Regions from separate parts of the Mus musculus genome. Here region 1 is linked to region 2. The links are chromatin loops, found by intact Hi-C in ENCODE. Cell type or tissue: left cerebral cortex. All regions are shown on one strand. Links, peaks and the distances in the headings refer to the core of each region. The heading gives the core; the rest is flanking DNA.

Region 1 (16,111 bases), core at 5,445-13,444, 180 kb after region 2:
CCTCTAAGGAAGCCCACAGAGGAGAGAGGGAGGTCAGAGCCACAGTGAGGACGCAGCTGTCTTGTCAATCCCTCCACGTGCAGTGACTGGGACAGTGCGTGGGGCCGTTTCTGACAGAGAAACTACCTTTCTGCAGCTTTGATAACAGCTGTCTACAAAGTGGCTTTTTAACCATCCTGGGACGCTGTGGCGTCCTTGGCTTGCTGCCTGAGCAGGAGACACAGTTGCTTAGGTTGGTTGCAATCCCTCTGCCTCCTCACAGATGCCTCCCTGTCCACCTTCCGGAGACCATGCACCACTATATGCAGAGCCCCTGCGTCGTGCCCGGAAGCGGACGTGACCTGAGAAGAGCAGGCTCTGAGTTCATTTGCATCCTGGCTTCGTGCTGGCGCAGCCAGGGCTTCCTTTGAGCAGCAGGAACTGGAAGAGCCTTAAACTTGTTTCACGTCGATTGAGTGATTGATTGCTGGATATGTGGTGTACTTGCAGGAGGGACAGGACAGCTAACAGGGAATCGTTTCTCTCCTTCCACCACGTGGGTACTGGGGATAGAACTCAGATCCCTCAGAGTCTGGCAGCAAGCACCTTTACCTGCTGAGCCATCTCACTGGCCCATTCTGCTCTTTCTATGTCCTTTTCTGAGAACATGGTTTAAAACGACACATGTACGTCTTGATGTATGCCCTTAAGGGGCAGCCCCGCCAAGTCCATACAATAGCTCACACCTCCTGCGGGGCTGGGGCACTGGCCTCCTTGTCCCCTTTGATCTCACAGCAGCCTGGTAAGCTGACACACTGTCACTGAAATTGCCTGCTAGGAGCTAGACAGGCAGCGCCCATGGCTGCAGCTCTCTGGGAACCAGGCAGCCAGGACCAGACCTCTGGCTGGGTCAGGAGAGTCCTGTGGTCGTTGTCCTCAGAGCCATCTGCCTGGACTCCCCACCCAGGCTCCCTGCATTCCAGCCCAGGCTGCCAAGCTTTGAAGTGTGACAGCTCTGGAGCCATCCAGGAGCCTGGACTCCAGGGGCCATCTGGCTCTGATCCCATAAGCCCCAGGGAGCTAGCAGGACAGATGGGGAGGGGGACAGCGTCCCTTACTGTTCACAGGCTCTTCCCAACCTTAGTCTTCCTGGTACCCTTTCCTTTGGCCCTGATTTTTCTGAAACTCCACCCTGAAGCCCTCTCTGCCTTTCAGCCCCTAACCCTGGCCCCTCTCTCTCTATTGCCCAAAAAGTGCAGGACCCAGGGAGGGGCTACCATTCTGCTCTGGCCAGCTCCGTCCCCATTAGGGTGACTGTTGACAGGAACATGTCACACAGGAAGATGGATGCTTGCTTTGTCCCATAAGTCCTGAGACCTCAGAGCCAGAGGTGGCCCTGAAAGGCCTTTTCTCGGTAAATTACACCGTTTATTTAGCCCTTGAAAGGTTGTATACACAGCCTGCCTGTCCCCATGAGGTGGCCACAGCCACTCCCTCCTGGACAGCCTGGGATGCGGGTGGGGCAGCCCAGATGTGTGCTGCCCTCCAGGGAGGTGCTTCAGACCAGTCTGCTGCCAATGCCCGACTTTGGGCATCTCCTCAAGGGCCTGGAACCCCTCACTCTTGGTCCCTTAACTCAATTCAGCATCAATAGCTCATCGAAGCTTCAACACAGCACCAAGAGCCCCAAAGCACAGCCTCCGCAGGCAGCACCCACCCAGGTTCCTGGAAGGACCTCAAAGCTGTTCTTCCATGGGTGCCAACCATGGATCTGTCCTTCAACTGGGACTTGGCAGTCTCACTTTCAAGGCAGGAAACTGAAGCTGGGAGAGGGAGAGGGAGAGGGAGAGGGAGAGGGAGAGGGAGAGGGAGAGGGAGAGGGAGAGGGAGAGGGAGAGGGAGAGGGAGAGGGCCTCCCAGGAAGCACTCACTCTTCCTGGGAGAGTCTGAACTAGAAGGGTCTGAAATCTCTTGGGGACAGTGACTGTACAGCTTCCTGGGGACTCTGCTGCCCATCCCTTACATGGATCCAGAAGTGGAGTATGGTCTCCTGCAAGTCTGCACTGATGACTGGACCCTCCTCCTCTCCTGTTCCAGTGAGGGTGGGGGACGGTAATTACTGGGGAATGGGCTACCTGTCCCCTACTAGAAACCCAGAGAAAACTTGGGGTCCAGCGTCTCACCATATCTCTGAATTGCAGGCAGAAGGCAGCAAAACCACATGCACAGCTGTCCCAGATGTTGGCACTGCCCACTATATCCAAAGCTGAACATCAAGTGGTGGGTTTGGGGCAGGAGGAGGGAGGGAGGGGTTGTTACCCAGACAGACCCAGAACCGGTAAAGGCTGTGGGAAGTGAGGGAAGCGCATGCAGCTCAATTCCACTGACATCAGATGTCTGGAGGGAGCAAATCCATGGAGCAGAGAAAGGTCCGAGGTTTCCAGGGCAGGGGGCCGGGTGAGAGGATGGAAAGGGTGGCTGTTGGGTCCCAGGTGTCCTTCAGGTGCTGACAGAGTTCTGGAAATAGAGGCCAAGGTTAAGGACACTCAGGACATGGAGTGTCATGGTGCTGTGCCCTTTAAGATCGTTACTTTGACGACATGTTCATTTCTCACTACTGAGCCCCCACTAGCCAGAAGTGGACACCAGGGCCGCCGTCAGCTGAACCAACGTCTCTGGTTGCGTTTCCTAGGTGATGCAGGGATGCCCGGTGCGGATTCAACCACTGACACCCCTGTTGCCTGGTTTTCTGCTCTCCACATCCCCTATCACCAGGCTGGGGTCCTTTGACTAACAGACAGAAGGATCAGGGACCCAACACTGGCTAACGCACGCAGAGTAACCTTTCCCCAGGGTTCTGCTTATGTCAGGCTTCTTGCCAGCACATCCACGGGCTTACAGGCTTTCTTCCAGCTATCCCTAAAGGCCTCCTCCCTGCCCCTCCTCCCCACTGGTCCTCCCCAATGGGTAGAAGACGAGAGGACAGGAGAGGTCTTGCCCCAAGCACTGTGTCGGGAACTGGTATCCCTTCCCTGAACAAGCTCCTGTTTCTCTAGTTGTTGTGGCGAGCGCTGCTTTCAGACAGCCAGGTGCAGGACCAAGGTTAGCTATTTCCAAATCAGATCGGTGAATAGAATTCCGCAGTCCTTCACTACAGAGCTCAGGCTGGCCTCCAACACAAGGCAATGCCCCTGCTTCAACCTTCAAGCCCTAGACTGCAGGCTTGAATTTTCTCGTGAACAATTCCCATTTTCAGAAATGTTGTTTGAGAATATACGTTATTGAACTGAGAACCCAATCCTCTGGTAGGAATAGAGAATGGCCCCCCCAAAATAAATGCTTAAAAGGCATACTGGCGAGTGTTGGCGGAGCACAGAGGAGCAAGTCTTCTCTGGGTTTGCTCCTAGACACAGGAGCAGATTTAGAGGCTCTCTGAGAAGTGCTTTAGGGGCGCATGCCAGGAGCTCACAAAGGGTCCACTCCTTGTGATCTGGGGCTGCTCTAGCTAAGACTTACGGAGGGAAACAGACAGGCAGGTCCACACAGATGTATGCGTAAGGGTCTATGCTGGCAACTGTATTATTATGGAGAATACAAGAACACTTAGGACATAGAGTGTCGTAGTCTAAGTATACAACCAGGGGAAGGACCTGCCCAAGAGTAAAGCCAACGGCCAACACACAAGGAGATGAAGCCCCTCAGGGGGCCTCGTGCAGCAGCTGAGCCCAGGGCGGAGTCTCTTGCCCTCTCGGGGTGTTGCTTTCTTTATTCCCACCAGAGGACTTGATTTTCAATTTAATATGCGTATTCTCAATGACTGTTTCTGAACATGGAAATAGTTCGTGAGAAAAAAAATACAGGCTTGAAATCTAGCGCTTGGAGGTTGAAGCAGGAGGATTGATGCCTTGAGTTTGAGGCTAGCCTGAGCTATATAGTGAGTTCAAGGACAACCTAGACTGCATCATGTAGCAAGAGCATCTCAAAACAAAACAAAACAAAACAAAAACAAACAAACAAAAAACCCAAACCATTCTATAACAAAAAGACTTGCTTTTGAATTATTATTCCGGGGGAGTGGGGGTTTCACACACACCATGGTGACTGTGGAGAGGCTGTGGACTCAGTTCTCTCTAGAACCCAAAGGTATTTAGGGAGTCTCAGGGATTGAACTTGCCTTATCAGGCCTGTACAAGAGCTTTACCCACTGAATTACGCCACCATTCCCCTCAATCCTTCTTGTTGGCTCCCCCAGGGAATGAGCTCTGGCGTGGCATGTCCTTTCCTGAAGGGTAGAGAGTCATTTCTGGAACTGTATAGTGGGGAGCACGCCAGCCTCAGGGTTAGAAGCATAGCCTGGCTGGCTATATCCCTGCCACGGCCTCCTCATGAGAACTCTAACAATGGCCTGCTGTCTGTCCATCACTACCCAGCAAGCCCCTTACACTCCCTCTGTGCCTCAGTTTCTCCAAATGTCACGTGATGCATCTTCTGGTCAGCATTTCTATCAAAGTTGTGGAAGTTCTCTCTGTCCCTTTTTATCCTCACACACTTTAATTTTCTCATTAGATTTATTTGTTTTATTTTATGTGTGAGTATTTTGTCCCCATATATGTTTGTGTCCCACATGCATGCAGACATGGTGGGGGGGTCAGAAGAGGCCATCAGATGTCCTGGAACTGGAATTAGGGATGGTCCTGACCCACATGGTAGATGCTGGGATTCGAACACTGGTCCTCTGCAAAAAAAAAAAAAAAAAAAAAAAAAAAAAAGTGTTCTTAATCGCTGAGCCATCTGTTTTTTTAAAATCAGTTCACTTTCATTTAAATAAATATTTTTTCAAACCTTTCTATGGTTCTTGCAAGTAAGAAAGAGTCAAATAGCAATATGACCACATAATCAATGAAGTCGAACAGTTATGGGTTTGTTTGAGTTTTTTGTTTTTGTTTTTGTTTTTGTTTTTGGTCTAGACTTTTGTTGTTGTTGTTGATGTTGTTTGGTAGGTTGGTTGTTTTGTTGTTTTATTTTTCAAAACAAAATCTAGTGTCGTCAGTGCTGACCTTAACCTCACTATGTGGCTGAGGGTGATCCAGGACACCTGATTCTTCAGCCCTCCCCTGGGATGACATGAGCCTGCCACCACGCCCAGTCTATTCAGTGCAGTGGCTTTGTGAGTGCCCAGGTGGGTGCTCTATATAATGAATCCAGTGCCCACCCCAGTGTCACTGAATTTTACAGGGTCTCCTGGCGGACTTGGCTTCCAGAGACCTCGCTAGAAGGGCTGAGACACACACAGGGCATTTTGTCATTTGTTTAAGAAGAGTAGAGGAGCCGGGCTTGGTGGCACACGCCTTTAATCCCAGCACTCGGGAGGCAGAGGCAGGCGGATTTCTGAGTTCGAGGCCAGCCTGGTCTACAGAGTGAGTTCCAGGACAGCCAGGGCTACACAGAGAAACCCTGTCTCGAAAAACCAAAAAAAAAAAAAAAAAAAAAAAAAAAAGAAGAAGAAGAAGAAGAAGAAGAAGAGTAGAGAAGAAGCCACCAGGCCATGGGGAACGCAGGACTCTTTCCTTCCCCCCACCCCCCAGAGTGCAGTGTCAGGGGTCCCAGTCCTGTGCAGAGTGCCTTCCTTTTGCTTCCGGGCTGAGGCTGTCATGGTTTCCATTAGTCCACAGAACAAAGGAGGGTGCGAAGCTGTTTGTTATTTCACCGTCGGCAGAATTAGCGGCGGCTTTACGCTTGGTGCCCAGGACTGCTCCCCACTCCAGAAACCTGGCCTCCGCCAAGCCATGCAAATTGCTCTCAAATCTCTTATTAGTGAGGCTCTTAACTGTTGAAAGATCACAGGCCACCAAGGGGCCAGAGAAACCACAGAGGCTGGCTGGGAGGGCAGGGCGGGGTACGGGCACAGTGGAGGCTTCCCAGGGTACCTGGGGCTGAAAGCTGACTTCTAAAGGACACTAGGCCGGAGCTCCACCCACAGCTCCGCCCACAGCTCCACCCTGCACGTGGGGGAACACCAAGCCTGTGGTCTAGATTCCTAAATAAATGGCCCAGAAAGGTTATGCAGCTCTGTAAGAAAACAGCTTTCATTCCTCCATTTAGAAACGTCGAGCAGTGCTCGGGACAGGGCGCTTGCCTGGCATGTGTGAGATTCTGGGAACGCCTCGGGACAGAAAGAATAAATATGTAAAAGGTAGATAAATAGTGCCCACTAAAAACTCCTGCATGGGGCACTGTGGGCATGTAAGCTCAGGTGGCAAAGTTACTGCCCCACAGTGAGAGCATGCTCGCCACCGTTTGAGCTCGGCAGGCATTCCTGTGTGAGGCACAGGGCAGAAGCAGCAAGCGATTTCAGGATGAAACTGTGGTGTTGTCAGCATCCTGGCCAGGACTTTGTGTTGTATCTGTGAGAGGTGTCACCAGGGTAAATCATGTCAGAGGAGTTCCCTGCATTGTTTCTCAAAACGTCATGCAGATTAGCAATAATCCCATAATTATTTTAGAAAAAAACAAAAAACAAAAACAAAAAAAAGCCCTATATTTTGCAGAAGCCAAAATAAGGATATATAGTAGTAATGATGACTGCATCTTGCTGGGAAGCAGAGAGCCTAATGGCCAGTGCTGAGTCTCATCACCCAGGTTCACAGCACCACTCAATAGGGGAATGCTGATGAGTGGTGTCACCGCTAGAGCCTTGGATGGCATCACCACTAGCATTGGATGATGTCACTACTAGAACCTTGGATGACGTCACCACTACTTTGGTGTGGTGATGGTCACACTTCTGCATTTAACTCTTTTGTTGTTCTTACAACCGCAGAAAGTTCCGGAAGGCTGTGGGCTGGGCATCCAGCAGTCAGTCACTGATCCTCTTCAGAGGGGAAGAGATACAGAGGGTGTCAGGTCTCCCATAGACCATCATCCCTGAGCAGTGAGGCTGGAGTGGGAGCCACTTTTGGGCCCTGGCTCAACAGAGTCCATCCTCTCTGAGGCAAAGCACAGGGGCCTCCATCCTTCAGCCACACAGAGAGTATGAGGTTCCTTGTGTATCTTCCTGCCACTCTGAGAGGAGCCTTTACACTGGCTAGGATTGGAGACATGAAACCATGGGCTAGCCAGGATTCCTCTCCTCCCAACCCATGCTCAGCCTCTTCTTGCCTCAAGCCTCAGCTCTGTCCCAGCAAGGGAAAGAGAATTCCCAGACTCTTCCTTCTCATCCCTGAGAACACAGATCCCAGCCCTTCAGGAAAGGGCGGTGTGAGCCAGCTGATGGTAGAGGGGACTTGGGCCTCAGGAAGGAAAAGAGGCGTCAAGAATGCAGCAGTAGCCTGCAGCTCTGACCACCCCACCCAAGAAACCATTTCTGCTCCTCACCACACTCTCTCCTGCAGATCACAGGAGTCCCATAAGCTGATGATGGGCTCTGGGGTTTTCTAGCTGTGTGCCTTGGCACACGTCACCCAGACCTCACTAACTCCATCTGTCAAATGGGTACAAAATAATGTCTGGCCACAAGGAAATATTCAAAGCAATGATCCAACACAGCCCCCCATTCACTAGCTGCTGTGTGCCCGATCAGTCCCACTACAGTTGTGACTTGTAAGAAAGGCATGGAGTCAGTCATGGTCACAAGGAGGTTTGGACAGCAAAGTCCCAGTGTTGGGGAGGGGCACAGAGGGTCCCTTCAGCCACGACCACTGAGGGTGGTAGATGCGGATACCTTGGACAGACATCCCTTACTGGGAGGAATATCCTGTTTTTCCAAGGGCTAAATGCAGAATATTCTGTGTCCTATTCTGGTCACCTGCTGTGCCACCAGGCCAGGACAAGCTCAGGCCAGACAGGTATCTTTAGAGGGAGGAGCCACAGCATTGGTGAGCAAGCTGAAGCCTGCAATGAGAGTTTGAGCTGAGAAGTCCTGGCTCCGAGGTGTGTCTTTATGCCATCCTGACCACATCCGGGAGCTGGTTTGTGTGTGTGCTAGTGGGGGGCGGGGGGAAGAAGCTGTTGACTTCTTGGAGAATCGGCCACAGGCAGACCCTCAACTGTGAAAGTTGTCCACAGTGTGGAGATGACAGAGATGAGAGGCCCAGCAGGGTCAGGGCTCTCCAGAGGCGGCTGAGACAGAGCAGACCCCTGAGGAGGCCAGACACCAAATGGTGCTGGGGTGGAGATCACAGAGGCTCATCTTCCTTGAATCCCCCTTTCTTCCCCTCATACTATCTGCAGAACAGGGCTCCCTTGACCCCTCCTCCACTCATTTCATTTCATCTCAACGCTGCCGGCCTCTCCCCCATCCCCCCTGCCGCCCCCACCCCTTGCTATCTCCCCCCCCCCCCCGAGACCTGTCGCCTCCTTTTTTCTCTTTCGCAGTCTCCTCCGGTCCCAAGCAGGCTGCAGATCCAGCCCCGAAGGCTTTGATGCCCCGAGGTGTAAGATTGCTGCGGTCCAGTGCAGAAGACAACCGGGCTTCTGCGCATTGATTGATCGCAGCGGCTCCAGCCTTCTAAAGCAAGGACCGAGGATAGGGGACAGGAGTGCAGCCCGCCCTGCCACTGTCCCTTCTGCCTGGCAGGGACCTTCACAGTAAAGCACCAAGGTTAGGCGTGTCTGTTATCCAGCTCTCAGGCTGGCTAAGAATCTTCGCTGGGACAGAAGTTAGCCTCCAGTGCACCTGAAATACACCTGGCCCCTAGAGGGCGCCCCAGAGCCCGCCATCGCCACCGCACCCCACGGCTTCCAGCTGAGTCGCCTCCCATTCCTGGGTATTTGAGACCCAGTCAGCTAGGGCTTGACTGGCAACCTGAGTGTCTTAACCAGAAGGCATCAGACTGGATCTCAACAGAAAAGTGCACAGCTCTTATCTGTGTTGGGAGAAGGTTACAGGTTCCCAGGCAGACACGGGCTCCGCTATTACTGGGAAAGAAGCTGGGCTAACATTTTTCCCGGAGACTCTATCAGGATGGGTCTGTGGGAGTCCAAGCTTCTGCTGGGTGTGGTTGTCATTCAGCAAGAATCTCAGAGAGAGGAGTACAATCGTTGTTGAAGCACCTTGTACTCCAAGGACTTTTTTTTAAAGAATGAAATAAGACAGTGGGCTGATGAGATGGCTCAGCAGGCAGAGGTGCTTGCTGCCACGCCTGGCAACTCTAGTCTGATCCTAGAACCCATGATGGAAAGAGAAAAATAAATGACTTCCACAGGCTGTCCTCTGACTTCCACATAGGAGCCAGCAGATGTGAGCACGCGCACACACACACACACACATAATTTTAAAAACTTTTTTTTTAAGAACAAAGGAAACCATTGTGACTATTGACCTATGTGGCAGCCTCCTCTATGGTGTGGACAAGCCCTCCAGTTTGAGTTGAAGGTCCAAAGAGCAGTTCTCAGTCGGCCCCTATAGACACATGACTATGGTGTGTCAGAGGAGGATACACCAGCCATCTTTCTCCTTTACAAAGAAAACATGGCCTGAGAAAGTGGCCAGTGGCCAAGTGATGGGCTCCAACCTTCCCAGCCTTGGTGGAGACTTCAGACCCTAACTCCAAGCAGGCCCCCAAAACACAGAAACATCTTTAGGAGGTTCACAGAGGAGGCCAAGGAGCAGGGTTTGGGGTCCCAAGTAATTTTCCTGTTTTATGCACACTCATCTGAGATCTTGGAAATAAAATTCAAAATGTAAATATTGGGGCATCCATGAGAGACCAGCTGGGATTTGATGAGAACTGGGAGTTGACTTTCTCTACTCTCAGGTGGGAAAACATTGCCCCACACACAGAGCTCCTGGCCCTGTGTCCCTCTGTTCCTGTGTCCCTGCCTCATCTGCACTGCACCGGGTCTTAAGAGTAAACGGAGAAAACACGGGTCACTTGCTTTCCATTTATTATGTCACTGTAACAGTTTCAATTGCTACCTATAAGCCTTTCTGCCTTCATTTTATGCACAGAGGAATACACTCCAGGGAAGGAACCGGGTGTGCTTGACCACCGTCAAGAGCAAATTTCCCCACACACAGACAGAGCTTGAGACACACAGGCTGCTGGACCCTTAATATCATGTTTTAAAGACTCTTCCAGTGAGCTTGCTGCTTCAGGCGTTTTAAACAGGCTTTATTTAATAATGCCCCATTCGACTCATGAGATTTAAATATTTGCTCCCATCAGCAATCATTTGATCCTTTATTTCCAGCCGAGGACTAATTTCTCTGGGTTATTTTTCTTTGGAGCTGGGTGAGCCCTGAGGCAGGGCGGCCTCTCGGCTCTATGGAAAGGGAACCCAGCCGAGAGCAGCAGCCCCCCTCCAGGCTTCTATGGTGTTTATTCGCTCTCCTCACGTCCATCTCACTGGAGACAGAAGATAGCATTTAAAAGACCACTATGGCAAGATAACCAGAGAGAGATTTTTAAAAGTAAAAGATCAAAATGTGAAGAAATTCGCAATAAGGGGGTGATTTGGGGGGGAGTATATTCTGATGTCAACCGGCCAGCTTTTTCCCCATGGGGATACTTTGTGACAATTGTCCAAATAGCTGTGGACGTCCATCCCTTACCAGTTAAGGCTCTAAGAAGGAGAGAGGAAGAAGATTTGATTTTAAATTTCAGTCCACTACATTTTAGAAGAAAAAAGGAAACTCACTTTGAATTGTTGACTTTGGGGGACAGTTTACTAGTTTTGTTTTGGATTTTTGTTGTTGTTGTTGTTGTTGTTACTGGTTTTATTGTAATGCCATTTGCTACATGCTAACTGTTGCAATATTAAAAACAACAACAACTTTCGTTTTATCTCTTCATGCTGCCTTTACAGATAGCAGGCTTCCCTCTTGAAGGGTCATAAAGCCATCATTAACTCAACAGACACTGGACAAACTGACAAGCCTCTCTGGTCCAGCCCCGGAGAGCAGCCTTGGTGATGGTGGAGAGCGAGGGGCTCTGACCTTATCTTGGCAACCCCAGCCTGGGAGCTCTGCTCCCACAGGGAGGGCTGTCCTGGGTGAAAGCTACAGCTATTACAGAGGGTGCCACCCGGCCGCCTGAGCCCATGTCCTGGCCGGACATGTTTACCATGGTGTGATTTACGGCACCCAGGTGTTGGCTTGGGAAACATCTCCGAAATCGGCCAGACCTGGGCAGTTTCTACTCCTGAAAAGCCAGTGATTCCAAAAGACCCACGTGGCCGTTCACGGCTGTCTGTAACTCTGGTTCCAGGGAACCCGACACCTTCACACAGACACATACAGGCAAAGATACTCACGCACATAAAGTAAAAATGAATAAATTAAAAAACATAAAACAAAACGTGCTGGTCCAAACCAGGTTCCTCTCTAGTGGCTTTAGCACGGGGGGAGCTAAGCAGCCGCATCAGCCCAACGTGGCTGCACCAGCTCCACAGAGGAAATCTCCCAGCTGCCATGCTGAGCTGTCCCCTTTTTGTAGCTTCATGGACACAGAGCTTCCCACTTGGTCCTTGCCAAGCAGTCTGAAGGAGGCACCTGAGAACATGGGCTTGCCCCCCAGCTTCAGGACCCCCTCCCCGCGCCCCCCCCACCACCACCAAGGAGAACTGTGTCCTGTCACCTTTGCTGGTGTTGCCTGCAGGTGACTGCAGGATTGCTTAATAGGCACCTCTGACTTTGAGCCATGGCAGCCCAAGCAAGCCTGGCGAAGGGCAGCACCAAGTTAAAAAGAGATTCTGGAATTTTAAAGGTGGCCTTTTTAGGTTGGCTACCAAAAAAAAAAAAAAAAAAAAAAAAAAAGAATTTAAAATTTTATTTTGTCCTTCCGAACTCAGCAATGTTTAAAGAAATTTGGAGATCTCTTGTGCAGCTAATTTTGCCTTACCCCAGCTTGCCCTCAGATACTACTGACCCTCGGGGATAAAGTCAACGCAAGTCTGACTGGGTGCCTGTAGGGCCGCAAGTCTGACTGGGCGCCCATAGGGACGGAGGATGGGTCTTCGTTTCTGTTTTCATTTTTAGAAATAGCTTTCATACTGATCTCCATGGTGTCGGCTGACGATAGGAGCGCATTTAATCTGAGCCGGGCTCCCTTCCCTTCCCCTTTCTACCCTTAATGAAAAGAACCGTTTTCTCTTGCCTCCCTGGAAGGAACCAGCTCCACAGGCAGAAAGCAAGTGGCTGATTGCAGCGAGTTAGTGCGCGGGCCATTCGATGCGGCTGTGGCAAATGGCATAATTTAAGTCTTTTAAGCCAAAGATTTGAATGCTAACAAATTTCCTTTAAAAGGGTTTCAACCTCTCTTTGCATGTGTTCCTCACTCTCCCGGCTCTAAATACACTTAAAAAAAAAAAAAAAAAGAAGAAGAAGAAAAAAAAAAAGAAAAGAAAGAAAAGAAAACATTGATTTGCCATCGTAGGCACGGGAACTAGCGTGATTGTTGAAAATTACTAGCCCTGGGGCGAGGGGTGATACCCAGTAATAAAACAAAAACTTGTATTCAGGACTATCCGGCTGCCTGCTGCAGCCGGTTCAGGACGGTGGCTGCCTGGCTCTGCTGAGTCCCCACCTCTCGTCGCGGCTGCGCCCATGTGATTTGGAAACTGTTTTAGGGAAAGACCTTTGCTTCGTAGTGCCCCCACACACCTGCGTTTCTATCTTAAACCACAGGGGATGCCCAGGCGGACAGTGGTGGCTGACCACAGACCCGTGGAAATGCGTGCGGGCCGCGCTGCTTTAAAGGATGGCAGAGAGGATCGTCAGGATGCCTCGTGGCGTGAAAACCGGCCCAGGGCGCACCGCGGGCTCCGTTTATTTAACCTCTGCTGGAGCTGCCCCACCCAAGCAGGTGACTATGGGAAGATTTTTTTTTTTAATTGTGAATTACAAGAGGATTTAAAAAAAAATCTGAATGCCATGCTAGTTATGAGATCCGAACATTGGAGGTGAGCACTGAGATTCAGGGCCTGGTAAACGGCTAAACAGATTTAGTAGGCTTGCTTAACATATAAACATCTGAAACCCGTTTCCTGTTTAAGGGGGAAAAAAAAGTCTAGGTAGGAGACCTCAGCTTTTTTTTTTTTTTTTTTTTTTTTTGATTAACAAATGTGAATTGTACATCGCGGTGGGGGCGAAAAATGATCCACGCTTGGTGGTCTTCCGAAGCTCCGTGTATGGGAGAGAGAGAGAAAAAAATACAAAAATAAACGTTACCTCTCTCTCTTTCAGGGTGGGCAATGCCATTTCTCCAGGCGTCCGGGGCTCTGGCTAATGTTAGGGCTGTCACTGCAGGCAGAATCCCCGGGGCCTTCGAGCCTCCCTCCCGGAATGCCTAATGCTAGGCCTATCTCCAGGCCTTGGACTCAGCCCTGCAGGCTCGGTGTCACCCCACCAAGTGGCCTGCTCCGTGGCTGTTCTAGACCCCGGAGACCCCCCTGTGAGCCCTCCAACAGAGGGGAGAGCAGGGAATATTGATTTGCTGATTGAGCTAGAAGCCACAGCAAATTGGTGCTTGCTCAGCCCTCGGGGACCAAGCACCAGCTGCGATCTGTTCCTCGGAAAAGAGCTTAAGGGTTCTGGCACTTTCTGACAAGATACGTTTTATAGGATTTGTGCTAGAATTTGATATTAGATGTTAGGAACTGAAGTTTAATGTCTGCAATGATAACAGCAGCAGCTGGGACCTTTAACAGCTCTGGGGGTCCTTTCTAGTCCGGAGTCCATAATAAAAGCCATTTATTTCAAACACCTTATAAGGGAAGGATTTAGCCCTGAAGTCAATATAACATACAATACTTTTTATATTTGGATAAGGGGGGAAGTTCCATGATCAGGGATGTATGTTGGTTTGGGTTTGGGCTTTTAGACATGTGGAGGCTATAAATATTGAAAAGCTGCCTCCCTTGCTTAATTTAGTGTGCAAAGCATCTCACTTTCAATACCATTTATTCTTAGAGAACAAGATTCCCTCCACTCACTATCTTCTATTTGTTTTTCCTAGTCACGCCCCCCACCCCCACCCCCGTGATGAGTGGACAGAACTTGGTGGGCTTGATTTGATTTCTCCCATCTCCAAGGACACCCCACATTAAGTCTTGGTCGTTGGAAACGCAAGGTTCCCTTATTTTCTGGTAACAATTTGATTTGGGGGAACCAACGTGCGCCTCAGTGCCACGGAAGAAACCCATCAATATCTTGGGGGTGAGGGAGCAGTCTTGCTCAGTGAAGGAACGGTGACCTTTGCTCACTCGGGTGTTGCCAGCCTGATTTTAGAGAAGCTCCTGGCTCCCCACACACCCCAGAACTCCAGGACTCCAGTGTTTTCTGAGAAACCTGGAGCCAACACGCAGGGCCTGTCCAGCAGGGGCTGCTCAGAGCAGCCCAGCTCCCTTCCTTGTCTCTTCAACTCAGATAAAGAGCAGGACATCCTGGAGACAGAAGGGCACCCCAAGTAGCAGAGTCCGGGGGTTCACAGGCGTCTCACGCCACACAGGGTTCTGTGGCCTGATTCTCTTCAGCTAGCAAGCAGCGTGACCAGCGGTTTACACAGAAGCCCCAGCCGGGTGGTGGCTCGGTCACCCAGATGCTCTGGGCTCCTGCTCAAGGCCTCTGGTCCCCCCACGGTGACATGGAAGCCCTGTTGGCTGAGGGACGAGTGCGATGCCCACTCTGCTCACTCTGAGACATAACAGCTCCCTACCCTCAGCAACAAGGGGTCTCAGGCTCCTGCTCTGTCCACAAGTGGAACAGAAGGACAGACAGACACACTGAAAAACAACTCCGGCCTCTCCTTCTGCTCTGGGCTGGACAGGTGGCCTCATTTTGCTTTAGAATACAGAGGGCCCAGACTCTGCTTCTCTCTACAGTTACACACATACACACACACACACACACACACACACACACACAGACACCGGAGAGACAGCAGTTTGGAGGAGAGCTCACCCACCTCCTGTCAGTGGTGGGAAAAACAACAGGTGGAACTTGTTGCTGGGAATATAATTGCTCTGAGTGACAACCCTGCTCCTGAGGGGGACGGGAAGGTGTCAGGAACCAGTTGCAAATACCGGCGGATTAGCACTTCTTCTGGTGAAGTTGAAGCCATAGGTGTGGGTGCAAAGTGTCTCCCACTCCGGAGACCTTGGTGTCAACACCACTGTCCTTTCCTCTCAGCAGAAGAGATGAAGTTGCTAACAGCTTCGAGGGAGGCAAGCCTGCAGTGTGGAGAGAAGCTCACTTGACAGAATAGCCCTACAGGGCAGGGTCTGCCCTGCTGGTCCCTCATGTTATAGATAGGGAAACCAAGGCAAAGACCGGACTGCTGGATCCTGACAAAGGCTGTAGGGCAGGAAGGCGACTGCGTCTCAGGACGTGGTGACAGGAGTTCGATAGCTACGGTTAAAGCCAGGACATTCTGCTGGCTGGACAAGTCACTGTGCCATGCTGAGCCTGGGGTGCCCATTTGGGAGGTCAGAGTGGCAGTAGTACCCACTAGTAGCTGTTATCAAAGGACACGAACAGGGAATGGAAAGCCTGTGGCTCATTGGGAGTTCGCAGCAGACAGTAGTAGCCATGGTGACCTGAGATACTAGCCTGCCACCTCCCAGGAGCTACAGCCCCAGGTCTAGCCTCAGGAACTGATCTAGAAACTGTGAGCAGTCTTAGATGCCCCAATAGCTAAGCAGCAGAAACGCAGCTGTGACATACACACCCCAGCATCAAGGCCTCAGCCAGAGTAACTGGGTCTGGCCGATACCAGATGTCCTCAAGTACCAACAGAAGGTGGGCACCAGACCTCCCCCAGGGGGAACCTACCAACACCCCCACAGTCAGCCCCAAGCCTCACCGTGTCACCATGAGAACCAGGTCCTGACACAGCTTCACTGCATGACACAGAAGCCGCCCGGCTCTAGCTATCCATCCCCTGACTCCCACCATGTCTCTTTGGACACAAAACTCCTTTCCACCTTCTTCAAAGTCTTTTACCCGTTCTTTTCCAGCATCAGATGGAGGCCTAGCCATGAGCCCCAGAAATAATAAACAGTCCACATCCTGCGGCCAGCTCCCAGCCAGACACAGGGCTCTCCTTGCCGCCAGCCAGGGTCCCGACCCAGAGGCCAGGAAGCAGCAGCAGGCACAGCTTGAGATCCCATGAATGGAAGCCCCCAAAACCAAATT
Region 2 (16,111 bases), core at 3,372-11,371:
GCCCAGGGTGAGAACCTTCAGTGTGAGTATGCTGCAGGATGGGGCTCTGCAGAGGGAAAAAGTGTGTGTGTGTGTGTGTGTGCATGCGCAAGTGTGTGTGTGTGTATGTTCACGTGCCTGTGAATGTTTGTGAGCTCCTATGCCCTTATGTATGTGAGCACACACATCTGTGCATGTGTGCATGATCCTATGCCCGTATGTGTGTACATGGACCTGTGTGCATCTCTGTGCGCCCGTGCATGTGTGATGGGTGTGCACTCCTGTGTGTGTTCACGTGCCTATGAGTGTGTGCACGCTCCTATGCCTGTGTGTGTGCTCACGTGCCTGTGTGTGCATCTCTGTGTGCCTCATGTGCCTGTGCATGTGTGTATACTCATGTGTGTGTATACTCGTGTGTGTGTGTGTGTATACTCGTGTGTGTGTGTAACTCTGCTCTGATTATCCACCGTTGGCACATAGAGAAGATCCCAGAGGCAAAAATTACAGGACTGTCAAGGTTCTTGCCTCAGTTTCTTCATCTTGCCAACTGGGTAATGTCTGACCATCCCTGGGCTGACCCAGGGATGCAGAGAAGAGAAACATCAGAACTAGTGTTCTAGGAGCCTGGCCAGTCAGGGAGGGAAAGATGCTGTAAACTCAAACCATGTTAAATTGTTAACCGAACAAACACACATAACCACTCCGGCCCTGTAGTGAGGATTTATGGTTACGTTTGGGTTCCATTGCTCTGTGGCTCAGAGCCAGTGGCCTTGCCTCTCTGTGCAAACAAGAATAAGGATACAGCCTCTCTTCTGTGTGGTTGAGAGGACCAGACATAGTAATTGTTGGCTCAGGTTGTTCTTCCCAAGGTGCAGAGATCCCAGGAGCCTTGCTCTTTACAGGATTGAAGGTTGAGGGTTAATATCCCTCTTTGATGCAGCCACTCAAAGTTTTGGAGTCCTACTGGGCACCTGAGCTAATGGGAAGGAGGGTTGGAGGTGGAGGGACAGGTGAGGAACAAGTGCCTGCTTTCTGAGAGAAGGATGTGGGCCCTTGGATAACACAAGGCACTTCCCACACGGAGAAGCTGGTGCCAGCCCAGGTGCCCCTTTCCACGGAGCTGGTCCCGGCCTCAGTCCTGGATGTTTCCCACTCTGGTAGGGTGCTGTCTTGGGGCAGGTTCCCTCCCCGTCCAGAGGCTGTGATTTCCAGGCAGGGTGATAAATGAATCACCGGCTTCCCTTCAGGGCCACCCTGAAGACTGCAGGGTAGCCTGGGGAAGCTCGGAGCACCTGCCAGCTTGGCCTGTTTCATGGTGGGACTGCTAAGCTTATCCAGGATGGTCTTAGTACCCTGACAGCTGGTTGAAGGGGCTTCCCTTTGGGATAGATGTGGAGGTCCCTAGCACATCTAGCGAGGAGGACCTGGGAGATTGGACGTCCTCAAGGCAAGCTTGATGCTGGGTGCTCTAGCTTCCCACCAGCCACACACCTTTGTCTTTCTTTCCCTTTCATTTTCTTTTCTTTCTCTTTCTCCCTCGTTCTCCTTTCTTTCCTTTTTGTTGTGTTTTTGGTTTTGGTTATTTGGGTTTTTGTTTTGTTTTTTTACACCCCTCTGGCTGTCATGGAACTCTCTCAGAGATCTGCCTGCCTCTGCCTCTCCTTGAATGCTGGGATGAAAGGAGTCAGACCCACATTCCACCACGGTTAACAAACGCACATCTCCAGTTCCCCATGCCCGCTCTGCCACCCACCGGTTCTCTCCTGGCTGGGGCAGGAGGGCAGGGCGAGTGGGAGCGGGCGGGTGGTGGAGCATTAGTTTCCCAGCAGCCCTTTCTCCTGCCCGTTTCTGAGAAGTGCCGGGAGCGGGTGGAGTGGGGCTGGCTGACCACCTCTGGAGCAGCAGCGTCCTCAAAGCGGACCCATTGCCCAGTTGGTGACTCATCCTCTGATCTCCCTGGCTGGGGGAGGGGGGTTAAGAGAGAGTCGGTCAAGGTATGAACTTGGAAGAGAAGGGCTTTTGAGCAAGGGGCTGCTATTTGGAGGCCAGAGCTCCCAGGTCCCGTCACAAACAGATTCGGGAGTGAGTGCATATGGGTCAGGGTCTCCATTTAGGGCCTTTGCAGAAACACACTGGTACCCTGAGTGTCCCTTAGTTCCTTGCAGTTTATATTCTCTCCCTCCACCTCTGCCCTATGTCTCTGCCTCCCCTCTCTTTAGGGCTATTTTCGTTTGTTTTTTGCCACCCACTCAACTTTCAAGGTGTTACCAGCCAACAGTATTTACTCCCCAACACATCCCCAGCCTAGCCAGACAAATGGACACACAGAACAAAAGGAGTCAAAACCACAGCTGAGCTGTTTTCCTCATCGCATTTTCTTTTCTTTTTTATTTTACAATTTATTTTCTCAAAGCTCAGAAGCACCCCCAGTTCTTCACAGTTTCATCACTCGCAGTCCCCAGTCCCTGTTCGTTTTGAAAGGAATTTCCCCGTCTCACTCGTATTACTTGGGGCTTCCCTACACCAGCACCAGGGAGCTCCCCCCCCCACACCCCGTGTTCTTAGTAGTTCTCAGTTAATTGCCTGCAAAAATTCTGTCCTTGGCATGGGAGGATATTCATAATTAAATGCTTTTTTTTTGGAAAATATAAAGGCAAACATAGTTCAAATATTTCGATCGTACTATCCTTAGGTCAGGTCTATTTGGAATCTTCCCTCGTTCCTCCCTTCTCTCTGGGAAGACCTGAAGACAGCCCTCTGTCTTCTCTACTGCGGCCCTCTGATGGGGGGGGTCATTATTTTTCCTGCAAATTGGGCTGAGACCTGTTTTAATTCGCCATGAAAACCAACCTAATTAGGAATCGAATTCGCTCTTTCGTGGGCTTGAACAAGCATTCTCTCCTCCCTCCCTCCCTCCTTCCCAGCTCTGAGGGCTTTCTGAACTCCCTTCCTTTGGAAGTGAGCACCTTTGGCAGCCTCCTACCTGCTCCTAAGTCTTCCTCTCTCTCTCTCTCTCTCTCTCTCTCTTTCTCCTTTATAAGCAGTTGAGACACACTCGATTCTGTGAGTCTACCGGGAGCATTTTTTTTCCATCGTAGTCTCCCGGTGGGGGAAAAACATCTCTCGATGGCCTTCGGCCGAGGCGGTATGTTGTTGGTCTGGATGACCGGCAAAGCCCAGAAAGTACCATTAGCAGCTGACTGAGTCGGGTTGGTTCTGGGCGGTTGACCCCAGCAGCAGCAGCAGCAGCAGCAGCGGGGTCTGAGTCCCCTAGGGCAAGGCAGCAGGAGGGTGCCTGGCTGGTTCCCGTTGCTCTGTGCAGAGAGCAGTTCTTTTACTGCGGTTGGACTAATGACGGGTCCTGATTTTGTGAACTCGGTGTTTATTTTCCCTCCACCAGCCGGGGGAGGAGTGCAAACTGGGGAAAGACCCTCGGGACAAGATCCCTCCGTTCTTCTGGGAAACTGGCTGAGGCTCTCTCCCAATGCACCCCATCTCCACACATACCAGCTGGGCAATGGCCATTCTGGGTTGGGATTAAAGTAGGTTTCCACCTTTCTTCCCTTCTGCTCTTGCCATTGGGTGGGGGGGGGGCGGTCAGGGGACCAAGGCACAGGGATACACATCAGCCACTTTCTGGGGGGACCCACTTCAGCACCTTCTGCCCTGGACATCTCCTTTGGACAAGTTCTGAGTACTCAACCCTGGGTACTGGCAGCCTCCACCTTGGGGCCTGGAGGGAAGAAATGAGCAAGGGTGCAGCCCAGGCTGCCTCTGAGGTGAGGTGACCACGTCTGTGGACATGAAAACCCAAGAAGTGTTTGTTACACTGGGAGACGTGGATTCAGTCATGCAAAATCCTCAGAAGACACATCAAGAGGGGGTATTGTTATATCGAGGCTTAGCCTGAGCCAGTGGCAAGGCCGGCTTCCCGCTTCACCTGCCCTGGAAGCCGGCGGAGTCTGGTTAATTTTTCAATGTTCATTTCCAGCGATCACAGGGCCCAAATGGAAACCAGAGAGCTCCGAATAGGCCACAGCGGTCAGTTACCCAGGACTGCAGAGACACCCTTCACTCCTGCATGCGTTTGATCTGACTCCACCAGAAGGTCCAGTCGCCAACGCCTAGCTGAGGTCCCAGGCCAGGCCTTACCCCCAACCCCTACCCTCTCAGCCTCCAATTGAAAGAAGGCCTGCCGGCTCCAACTCAATTAGCACAAAGGCGGCGGCGGGCACCCTGGTCTGTGCCGCAGGGCAGGGAGCGTCCTGGCGGGCAGGTAGAGAGAAGTCCGCTAGCCCCGGGTGTTATCAGCAAGCGGCTTAATCAGGAATTTGAGCTGACAACGTGCGCACCGCCACCCGGCTCCGCCAGCCGGTTGACGGTGGGAGTGAGACCCGAGAGGCTGGAGTCCCAGACTTCAAAGCTGCCCGAGGTGCGGCGGCCTTGGGGAAGGGGGCGCCCGGCGACAATCGGCAACCCCGAGCGCCGCCTGGACAGAAGCCGGCGGGCCAGTGGGCGCTGGACCATCTTCCCTGCGAAGTAGGTGGCCCTGTATATTTTTGTTCAAGTGGTGTTTACGTTAATGGAAAAGGGATGGGGTTACAAACAGCCTACAATCGGAGTCAGGGGCCACTGGGGATTCCACACTGAAAGGGCTTTCACTTTGCCTGGAGAGACTTAGCGGGAACCCGCCCAGCATGGGGTGGTGCTGCAGGAACCCCCCCCCCCCCCACTCCAACTCGTGCATCCGTCTGGCTCTCCCGACTAGAAAACCCTACTGCCCCAGGCGGCAGTGCAATTGGGTTTACAGAGGAGAAAAACCTCGTTAAAGACCCAAAGGGCTCTTTCTAAAAGGGCCCTGGGAGGGCCTCCCCCTTCCCCACCAAGCCAGACTTTCCCTTTCTTTTCGTAGCAACAGAATTTGCCAGGAGTTCTCCAGAACTCCTGAGGAAATCTCCCTTCTCCAGAGCAGTGGTCTGTCCAAACACAGACACAGGTCCCCCATCCCAAGACAATCTTTCCCCTCCTTTTCGCCAACAACTGCATCTGTCCTTCTTTCTCCTCCTATTGAAAACAGGGAGAGCAGGCTGCAGGAACAGGCTTCTGTCAAAGGAGAACTCAGAATACAAAAATAAAAGCAGGGGAGGTGGGTGGTAGTCCAAGTAGGTAGGAGACGGGCAGCTGCTTGAACCAGGACAAGAGGGCTGACCGACTTTTGGAAAGGTGTTTCCAGTCTCTTTCCAGGATAGCAGCTTGACCTGAAGTCAGACCCACTCAGGGACTGTCCACCCAGCTGACAGTCCACTCTGTCAGCTCAGAGCCTTGTCCGATCTTTTCCTGGAAGATGGTGGACTGGGCAGTTAGGGTTATCTGACACACTTCCGCTGTTGTGCAGACTAGATGGGACCTGGCCTCGGGGTGTGTGTGTGGTTGCTTGCAGGGAGAACGGGCCCTGTCAACTTCCCACCTAGAGCGCTGAACATCAAGTCAGTTTTGGGGGCACCACAGTCTTCTCATTTAGGGCCTTCTTCCCAACTGTAAAACGTCAGGAGCTTAACATGAGTGGGTTGGGATAGTGACCCCATAGGAAGTTCCGGCACAAGCCTGTTCTTGGATGGGGTGTTCGTTCAAGAGGAGAGTTTTGGGTTTGAAAAAAATATATGTCTGTATTTACTTTTGAGATAGGGTCTTGCTTTACAGCATAACTGGAGCTCCCGAGCACTGGTCTTAAACTCACTGGGATTCTCCTGCCTCAGTTTCTGAAAGGCTGGGATGACAGGCCTGATGAACTCTAGGGCTAGGCATCCAGCAGGCTCACACTCTCATGGGAAGCACTTGAGGTCTTGGCTCCTCTGTTCAGCCACCTTAGGGCTGAGTGCTGAGCTCCTGGGCACTGGCTGGCCCCTCAGTGTCCCCACCTTTTGTAATGGAGCCAGTGACCCAGCTGGGATTTGATTTTTCCTCCCTCCCTCCCTCCCTCCCTCCCTCCCTCCCTACCTCCCTCCCTTCCTTCTTTTCTGGTCTATCATCTATCTATCTATCTATCTATCTATCTATCTATCTATCTATCTATCTATCTATCTATCTATCTAACCTATCTATAGACAGTTTTTCTCAGTAGTCCTATTGTCCTGGAACTTGCTCAGTAGATCAGGTTTGCCTCAAGCACAGAAGGCATACACCTCCGTGCTGGGCTTTTCTTAATTAGTCACCGAGAGATCTTGGGTGGTGAGGGAGGTTCGTGGTTGTACTGGGGCAACAGCAGGCAGCACCTTGACTTTTCCCAGACCCTGATGGTCCTAACCCACCAGAGCAGAACAAAGCTTTACTGGCAGCCAGCTGTCTTTGAAAGACGTTCTTCAAACCCCGCGGACTTGTTGACACCCCTTTGACAGGCTCTGCTGCACTGACACTGAGCAGCCTCCAGAGGAATCCAAGCTTGCAGAGAGAAACGCAGAGCAAGGAGTCGGAAAGGGAAGCCTCTCTGTGGCTACAGGCCAGCGAGGTTACAACTTCGTGCCCACGTTCCTGCCGGGCTGGGTGCTCAGTGGGCAGGGCACCCATCCATCTTCTGGCTGACTGGTGGGCACAGGTGCAGTCTACGTCCTGTGTGCCATCAAATAGTGTGGGTGTGTAGTCTGTCCTGTGCAGTGGCCAGCCTTTCCCTTTGCCCCTGGGGTGCAGGAGCAGGAGGGTATAAGAGAGTGAGCCCTTCAGGATTAGGGTGGCCCTCATGTTGCCAGTCTGGGGTCTCCGGGGCTGAGTATCCCTGGTCCCAGGCTTTCTCTGTCACTCCACTTTCTCCTAGGCCAGGGACACCAGATGCGAAGTCCTGAACGCGCTGGCAGGGTCCCTTGTGTGCGCCCCAGACATTTCTTCCATCCTGCAATTAAACCCGAGGTCAAATATCTCCTTAACGACGCTATCAGGCCAGAGCCTCATTACAGCGTATATTTAGCCATAAAATAAGGGTTGTACGGAGCAGGGCATGGAAATGACTGCATTCTGGGAATGAATCCTTTTAGCATAAACCAGGGTTGTTATTTACCACGAGAGCTAAGTACAGGCTGGGCTTTCCAGGCGACCCAGGCAGGAGCAGCCGGCTTCCAGGCTCTTCTGGTATTGCCTGTGCCCACCGCAGGCCTGGCATCTGCCTCTGAGTTGCTGCACTGCTGTGGACCAGGAGCTGATGTTCTGACAAATGCCCACCAGGCTTGCAGCTGGGACGCATCCTCCAGAGGACTGTACACAGGGGTGCTAGCAACAATATGGGAATGGATAACAGTCTGCAGGCTGCTGGGCTGCCATGGGTGGGTTGGGTGGGTTACTCAGCCTCTCTGTGCTTCTTCCCAGAACCCTTGAGAGGAGTTAACCCTTGAGAGCTCAGTGAAGGCTGCAGGTCAGGGAAAGACTACTAGAAGCAGGAAGGTCAGACTGGGGGTGCAGCTAGGTGGGAGAGCCTGCCTGAAGTCCTGGGTTGGATCCCATCACAAAAGAGGGGAGATGTGATGGGTAGGGGAGGAAGAGAAAGGGAGGAGAGGAGGGAGGGAAGGAGGGGGAGGAGAAAGGGTGAGCTAGAGTAGAGGGTTAACTCTGGGTTGCTGGGAGGAATGAATAAGCAGAGCCAGCATCGAGGGGCAGAGTAGAACTGGGGACCAGGGGAGAGGGCTGGACTTGGCCTCCCAGGCCAGGCCCCAGGTTCCAGCCTGGGCTGAGCAGAAGAGCTTCCAAGTCACCCCCTTCCAGCCTCCTCTCTCACCCCACTGCCCCATGCCGCACTGTCCTGGGGACAGGTGGCCCAGGTGGACCCAAAAATCTTTGGAACACACTGAAGCCTCTCAGTTTCACTCTGAGGAACCAGGATTGTGTGGGCAGGCACATCCCAAATCCTGTCTCTCAGGAAGTGGCTTGGGTGACCCTCAAGCTACAAATATTTGGATGTATCAAGAGGAGAGGAGGGAGTCCCCAGTCTAAATGTTTGCCCGAGGTCTCTGGGGGGCAGATTAGTCACACACAGACACACGCATGCATGCACACCCGCGCGCACAAACACACACACACACACCAGCTATGATCTAGAGGAATATGGGCTAGGTGTCCAGCCCAGCTGGCCAAGGTTCAACTTTCAGCTTCCAGGTCAGACAAGATCAAGTAAGACCTTCTCCTTATACTCCATAATCCTGCCTGGAGATCCTAAGTGTCTCACACAGTGGTGTGAGCTGTATTGGCTCGAGGATGGGCCTTCTAGGCCCTGCCTGCTGGGACACACACATATACCACATACACACATGTACCACATAAACACATGGACACGGACACATATGTACACGTGCACATAGTCTCTCGGCCTCCAGAACGCATGCTACTGCTCTCCTTCCTTAGTGACCATTCAAAGTCCTAGGTGGGGCTGGGCCTGACCTCCAGGCTTGGTGAAGGGAGACAGTTCTTACCATCCTTTTCACATGTACATGAGCAGGCGCACGTGCGCGCGCACACACACACACACACACACACACACACACACACACACACACGAGCATTTTCAGGGCAGGTCACTGGAGCTCTATGGTGGCAATATCGTGTGACCCTGGGAAGGAAATGGTAGGTTCTCCACAGGGGTTCAGTCCCCACAGCCCTTTGAGGCAGGTGCCCTTATCCTATTCTCCCTGTTTCTCAGAATCAAAGAAGTTAAATGAGGAGCCAAAGGGGAAGGGGTCACAGCATTCATCTGGGCTTGAAGAACCTGTGACCTCTGAGGCTTGTGTTACTTTCAGTGTGTTTGAAAGGCTTGGGGTCCACCTAGGCCACCAGTTCCCAGGATGGTGAGGTACAGGACAGTGGGGTGAGAGAGGAAACTGGAAGGGGGTGACTTGGAATCTCTTCTGCTCAGCCCAGGCTGGAGCTGAGGGAGGCAACCTGGGACCTGGCCTGGGAGCCCAAGTCCAGCCCTCTCCTCTGGTCCCCAGCTCTCCTCTGCCTCTTGCTGCTGGCTCTGTTCACTGTGTTGGTTGGTGGTTAGGAGGCAAACAGAGGGTTTGTTCCCAGGAGAGCAGTGAGGCTCACAGAGGCTAAATGAGGAGACAGGGATTTGATGAGAACCTGTGGAGGTGGAGGGGTCCCCCCAGGGTGTCACAGTGGGGAGTGGGAGAGGTGGAGGGACTCCAGGAGCTCACACTAGGGAGTGACGGAGCAGAGTGAGGATCCAGACCAGGGGCTGAGCTGGATGGAGAGACTGAGTCCTCAGGGGTGCTGATGCCCTATATCACGTGACCTTCAGGGATTGAGTTTGCAGCTCAGTGGGGTTCACTTCCCACTGGAAGGTGCTGAAGAAGTGTCTGGGTGCTGAGTCCTTAATCTGTGCCTGTCACTGAGGGCTTTTAAGCACCTGGAATCACAGTGTGTGTGTGTGTACTTGTGTGTGTGTGGCATGTGTCTGCATGCCCATGTATGAGTCTGCATGCTTTGCCTGCCTGCCTGTGTACATGTGTGTACACATGTGAATGTGTGTATTCTTACCTGTTCTTTTCTTTTACCCTTTCTGAGAAATTAGGGTGTCTGTCCCTCATCCAGACACGATATGTCAGGACCAGCAGTCTCATTTCCATGGAAGCCAGCCCCACCCACAGATACAGGGTAAACCCCAGCCGAATGAGAGGGGTGGGAGTGTGGGCGGGGCAGAAGGGAGCAAGGCAGGCCTGAGCTGGTATGGCTGATGCTGGTCTCAGTGCATGTTGAGAACCACGCTCACCTTGTTATGGTTTGTTACTCTGCAATTAAAAAGGAATAAAATGGTCTTTCTGTTTGTTTGTTTGTTTAAGACAGTGACTCACTATGTAGCTCTTGCTCCTCTGGTCTCAATATGTAGTCCAGGCTAGCCTTGAATTTTCAAAGATCTGTCTGCTTCTGCCTCCCAAGTGCTGGGATTATGGGTGTGTACTACATGGGTAGCCAAAAATTGTCTTCATGAGTTGGTCTCAGATTGGGTGAACTGGGGAGGTGTCTTCCGTCCTTCCTTCCTTCCTTCCTTCCTTCCTTCCTTCCTTCCTTCCTTCCTTCCTTCCCTCCCTCCCTCCCTCCCTCCCTCCCTCCCTCCCTCCCTCCCTTGTCTTCTTCCTCCTCCTTCTTTTGTCTTGAGACAGGGTTTCTCTGTATAGCTCTGACTGTCCTAGAACTAGATCTCTTGACCAGGCTGGCTTCAAACTCAGACATTCACCTTTCTCTGCCTCCTGAGTGCTGGGATTAGAGGCCTGTGCTACTATGCCCACCTGGACATATGCCCTCTTTCTACCATGTGGGTTCCAGGGATCAAATGCAGGCCACCAGGCTTGGTATCAAGCACATTTAGCTGCTGGGCCATTTCTCCAGCCCCCACCCCTTTTAAGAGGTGGGCTTATGGTGACATTGGAGGGGTCGTTTCAGTGATGAAGGTCTGAGATGGCTGAGACACAGGACACTGTAGAGAGGCAGAACAGTCCCAGAGCTCCCAGAAGGACCAGCTGTGCCCTCACCTTCCAGCCTCTGGCCTCCAGAGCACAGAGAAAATAGACTGTGCTGTCTAAGGCCCCAAGTCAGAGACAAATGGAGAAGCTGGTCCCAGGAAGCTGTCTACAACAAAGAATCTAATTTCCATGTATTGTTAAATAAGAGATCCAGAATTGCAAGTCATAGGTGACAGATAAAGTTCTCGGGCTTCTGTTATTGTACGATTATTACGTCAACTGCGATGGTAAAGATAAAAACCCAAAGCTGCATGGGGCCCCTTGGTTTAATGATTTTACTCCATTAAATAACACATGTGGCCATATCAAACAAGAGAAGTTGCTTTTCTTCAAACCCACTTCAGTGATGAACTTCCCAGCACTGTGGAGACGCCATGAGGCAGAGCGTCGTGGGGGCGGGTCTGTGGGGTTTGGGGTTTTGTTCTGTGGAGGTTTTCCCAGAAATGAGCCCTACCATAGTGTGCCATCGCCCTGGCTGGGATGGCTAACTCAGTCAGTTCATGCAAATCTTGCCTCTCTAGAGTCTCCTTATGAGTTTGGGGACAGATTACTCTCCTGCAATATGCCTCAGTGCATTTTCTGTTGTGATAAAATACCAGAGGCTTGGCACTTTATAAAAAGAAAAGGTTGATACCAGTGTGTGTGTGTTGGGGTGGGAGGGGTCCTAGTTTGCTTCCTTTTTATTAAAGACTTATTTATTTTTTTATGTATATGAGTACAATGCAGCTGTCTTCAGACACACACTAGAAGAGTGCAGTGGACTCCATTACAGATGGCTGTGAGCCACCATGTGGTTGCTGGTAATTGAACTCAGGACCTCTGGAAGAGCAATCTGTGCTCTTAACTGCTGAGCCACCTCTCCAGTTCCCACCACCACCATGCCCGCTCGGCCCCCCAGGTTTGCTTTTTATTTCCGTGATAAACATAGGACCAAAAGCAGTTTGGGAAGAAAAGGGGATTATTTGGCTGGTACAGGTCCACTTCAAAGTTTATCATTGGGAGAAATCAGGACAGGAGTTCAAAGCAGGAACCTGGAAGCAGGAACTGAAGCAGAGACCATGGAGGACCAAGCTGTTTACCGGTTTGCTCAGTCTGCTTTCTTGGCTAACTCAGAACCACGAGCCCAGAGAATGGCATCGCCCATAGTGAGCTGGGCCATCCCACATTAATCAAGAAAATCCCACACAGACTTGTCTACAGACCAGTGTGATAGAGGCAGGGGGCTCCCTCTCCCCAGATGATGGCAGCCTACAGGTTGACAAAAGACTGAAAAACAAAACAAAACAACAACAACAAATTCAACCCTGACCAGCATGAGGTGAGATGTGGTTAAAGCCCTGGCTGTGCCCTGGTGTGACTAAAGGCATCATAGTGACAGTGAGTGTCATTCCTCCTGGAATGACAAGGTTAGATCCCAGTTAAGGACTCAGAGGGGCTGTCTCACTGGAGTGTGACGTCCTTTACTAGGAATCTCCGCTGAATGCCATGCTCCCAGCGACCCAACCACCTTTCCCTAGGACATGCCTATTAAATGTCCTACCACATCCCAGCTCTGCCACATTGAAGATGAAGCCTCCCGCGTGGGAACCTGGAGGAAGGGACGTATCAACGCCAGGACCTCGTTCTTCCTGTTTACCTAAGGGCAGAGGTCAAGGGTAGAAACAGAATCAAGAAACATTTAGAACAAACATAGTCCAGGCTTTCTGGAGTCTGTAGATCTGCCCACAGGCACATCCCTAACACTCACCCCCATATCCGGTGGCTTCTCGATCTGTCGTGCCAGACATCACACAAAGAAGAAAACGACAAGGCAGACCAACAGATGAACAGGATCCAGAGTGACCAGAACCAGACCAGATGTCCCATGATGACATCACAGGAGGGACCGACATTGTGGGAATGGTGCTTGAAGATGATGGTGACACTTTCTGGGAAGACCTTCCCGGATCTCCAGAGGTACGGAACCGAGGTACGGAACCAGTGGTTACACGAATGGGGTGCTAGTCCTCAAAGGAGGAGGCCGTGGACCCCATCACTTTACACAGAAACACCCACTTCTCACCTGCCCAGGCACCCAGAATTCCAAGAGCAAGGTGAAGGCTTGCTCATGTCCTGGTGAAGGCTTAGTGCCTGCTTCTGTACATGGTGCAGAGAGGGATTGTGGTGGGGGTGGGGAGACACTGGAGGGAGATGAACAAGTCAGCCGGCCCACCAGTGGTGATACTTGTCAGATAGCCACAGCCAGACTCTGACACAGGTGCCAACACTCTGCCTTGCGGTGCTTTCCCCCAGTCCTGGAAATCCTAGTTTTTCTTTATATCTGGTTGCCTTCTTTACTTAAAGCTAGAGGGGCTGGAGGGTCACCATGTCCACCAAATGCCTTGGGAGCAATGAGGGCTTGATTGCAGCCGGATCAGAGATGCAAGGTTACCACCGTCCATATGCCCTGCAGGTCCATTTGGGGTACTAAGCAGGCCAGTGTCGGCCATCATGCCTGGCCTGAGACTCTTCAACCAGTGCACTCAGATGTGTTGTTAATTAGAGTTTGTGTTGACATCCTCCAGGTCCAAATTTGCATGGTGAGTCCCAACCTCCACCACTGGTCTTTGTGCCCTCCTGGTAGAGCTGTGCCCTGCCCGTGTGGTTATAATGGGGCCATCACATGTGTGTAGAGGATGAAGACAGCCACAGTGACATGCCGGACATTTATTATGCATCAGTAGTCTCCATCCACTGTAAGTATTAACTTCCTTATGTATACCCCGGGCTGTAGTTACACATACTGCTTAGATATGAGAAAATGGGGTCCCTGATACAGGAACTTACTGAGAGTCACACAGCCATTACATGGAGAAGTGGCAGTCAGACAGGTGATTCTCTATGGCTCTATGGCATCTCAGGATGTCACTGCTCTGTGTCACGCTGTGCTGGCAGCCCAGGGAGTGTCTGCCCATCTTCAAGCAGGAGCAGGATGCAGATCTCCTTACTCGGAGGAGAGTTTGGTCTCAGGGTCCCCTCTCTGGAACGTTTTGAGAAGTCACTCCTGTTGCAAACTCAGGAGAATCGTGGAAAGAATTTCCCGAATGCCAGCTTTGTTTATTCCAATCAGCTGTAGGTTGGCTTCAGGCTTACCCAAAGCCAGCACAAAAACCCAAACTTTCTTCCTGCTGGATTCAACACAAATCAGCCCTCAGCTGAGTCTTGGGGCTGAGTGACATCTTTGGGGAGGGGGCAATGCTGGGGCAAGGTAGGAGTTCTAGAGAAATTGACTGCAAGTCCCACGGTGAGAGTGTGGTCCGTCCCCAGGTGGCACCTGTAAGCAGTAGTGTGGATAAAGTTTCTGTGATTGACACTTCAGCGAGGAGAAGAGATCTGTTCCTACCCCAGAGCATCCAGAGTTCAATCGGCCTCCCAAACACGCAGAGCTTTCCTTTCAAATCACAGGAAGAACGGCCCTGCCTGGCTTGCCAGGCTGGGTTTTTCTTCTGGGTACCTTGTTTCCAGTGGCCCGCCAGAGTATGGCCACAGCCCAGTCCAACTTTGCAGCATCCGGGGAGGATGGCTCTGAATTCCTGTGTTCCACCCTGCTGGCTTTCTCCAGGCACAGGCTGGGTCTCCTTGGGGAGAGAGTCTGTGCTGCAGATCAGTCTGGGAAACGTGAGTCTCCGGCAGAATTCAGCGCTGGGGAAACCGCTGCGAAATTACTCCCTTCCTTCTCTGGAAGCCAGTGGACAAGAGGGCATTGTGTGGGGTCAGAGCCCTCCTGTCACAAAGGGGCCTTTCAGAGGAGCTGACGGGGTGGGCGGGACCCCAGCCGCATGCGCTTCTGGGCACATGTCCGGTCTTCCACGTGCACATGTGTAGGCATGTACACATGTGTGCATGTATGTATGCGCACATGTGTGTGTATGCATGTATGTGCACATGTGTGTATGTGCACATGTGTGCATATATGTATGTGAACATGTGTGTGGATGTGTGTGCATATATGTGTGTATAAGTGTATGTTCACGTATGTGTGTGCATGTGTATGTGTGCGGGTATGTGTACATATGTACATGTGTATACATGTGTGTATATACATGCATATGCAAATGTGTGTATGTGTGTGCATATACATGTGTTTGCTGGGGACAGAGAGCTGTGTGTTTGTGTATTCCCTGTAAATAGGTAGAACAGAGCACTAACAAACATCTCTGTTAGGAAGTTATTTCCTTGTAGGAGAAGGATCAGGCATGGGTAGGCAGTATGACTGGATCCCTGAAAGGTACAAGTTAGGCTGTCAGCCTGGAGCTCCAGGCTTACATGTGGTGACAGATGATGTGGGGGCAAGAAATGTAGGCCGATGGCCTTGTGGACTCTGGGTCAGCCATGTGAGAAGTTGCCCATTCAAATACTCCTGCACCCTGGAAAGGGACAGACACATACACTCCTGAGAGAGGGAGCGGGGAGGAAGGCAGTGTGGGTAGGTGTTTGGGATGAGAGGAGGCTTGGATCCACCTAAGTGTGAATGCTGTGTGTGCACCTGTGTGTGCATGCGTGTGTGCCTGTGCATGCTCTGGAGAAGCTTCACTGTGTAATTGCTCTCTGCAGAGCATGGGCCACTGTGTAATTAAGCTGCGTGCTGGCTGCTCCCAGCACAGAAAATGATTTTGTGCGCGCTTGGCGATTACTCCGTCCCGTTCCTTCATCAAAAATGCTGCTTCCGTTTCCCACACAAAATGGTTCCCAGACCAGGAGGAAGGCAGCCTTCCCTGCAGCCTTGGCAAGATGGTGGCTTCTGGGAAGGAAAGACAGAGGGAGGGAGAGAAGAGGATGTCCTCAAAGTGCAGTGACTGACATTCTGTGCTTCACCACCCAAGAAAAGTGCATTTTACAACAGGCATCCCTGCCATCTGGCCCTATTTGGCTCCACTAGTGAACAGAAATTATTCCAAATATCCAAACCACTCAAGCTCTCTCTCTTGCTCTCTCTCTCTCTCTCTCTCTGTGTGTGTGTGTGTGTGTGTGTGTGTGTGTGTGTGTGTGTGTGGTGTGTGTGTGTGTTTGTGTGTGTGTGTGTGTGTACAGAATATTCCCTCTGGAGCACAGGCTGCCTGGGGACTGGCTCAGAGTGGTGGAGTCCCTTCAAGGTCTACCCATAAGGCTACAGAAGCCATCCAGCCATCCAGAAGGGACAGGAAAGAACATGAAGGGACTTTGGCTGGATTTTTGATAGGAATTTCAGAGCTCCCCAGAGCATTTTTTTTTTTAAATAGAATTGTTCCATTATGGCTATATGCCTCAGGCAAGCTAATGCAATTCTCTGAGCTGCTTTTTGGGATTAACCGTAACAGAATGATAGCTGCCACCTTCGGTGGCTCCTGTTGTTGGAGTGAGACTTGCTGGGAACCAGCGGGCGGGGCAGGGCTAGCAGGTGCTGCCTTTCTCATCTACAACAATGTATTTCTTTTTATCTCTCAAGGAATCTCAGCATCAGGGTTAGCACTACCCCTCCATAAACCCTGTGATCCCCAGGACAGGACCAGGAGGAGGCAGACAGGGTGGCTAGCACTGGGTCCCTTGTCTATCTTGGACAACTTGATAGTTTATTACAAGGACACATATGCAGATCCTGGCTGTGTTGCCACGAG

Evidence for each region. A loop is a pair of places that touch in the nucleus more often than their neighbours do. Peaks named below come from ENCODE experiments on the same cell type or tissue, not always from the same donor. Only the 100,000 strongest peaks of a DNase experiment are listed, where the experiment ranks them.
Region 1: it touches region 2 in a loop (2.5-fold over the local background); 11 of 42 quality-filtered maps call a loop at or near these places.

Annotation. Positions count from the first base shown.
Region 1 is chr8:120,880,024-120,896,134 of GRCm38, reverse strand. Gm26878 (a long non-coding RNA gene) reads right to left here. Exons shown (of 2, transcript XR_388115.2): 1 at 15,780-16,111; 2 at 14,918-15,147. Among named protein-coding and RNA genes, the nearest start is that of Gm26878, 8.1 kb to the right of the region's middle. In left cerebral cortex, for the core only: a CTCF peak has its summit at 8,662 (motif pointing right); no DNase peak of the experiment used is centred there.
Region 2 is chr8:121,061,930-121,078,040 of GRCm38, reverse strand. It overlaps Fendrr (Foxf1 adjacent non-coding developmental regulatory RNA), which reads left to right. Exons shown (of 6, transcript NR_045471.2): 2 at 3,971-4,518; 3 at 12,262-12,447; 4 at 13,043-13,213. Among named protein-coding and RNA genes, the nearest start is that of Fendrr, 13 kb to the left of the region's middle. In left cerebral cortex, for the core only: a CTCF peak has its summit at 6,399; no DNase peak of the experiment used is centred there.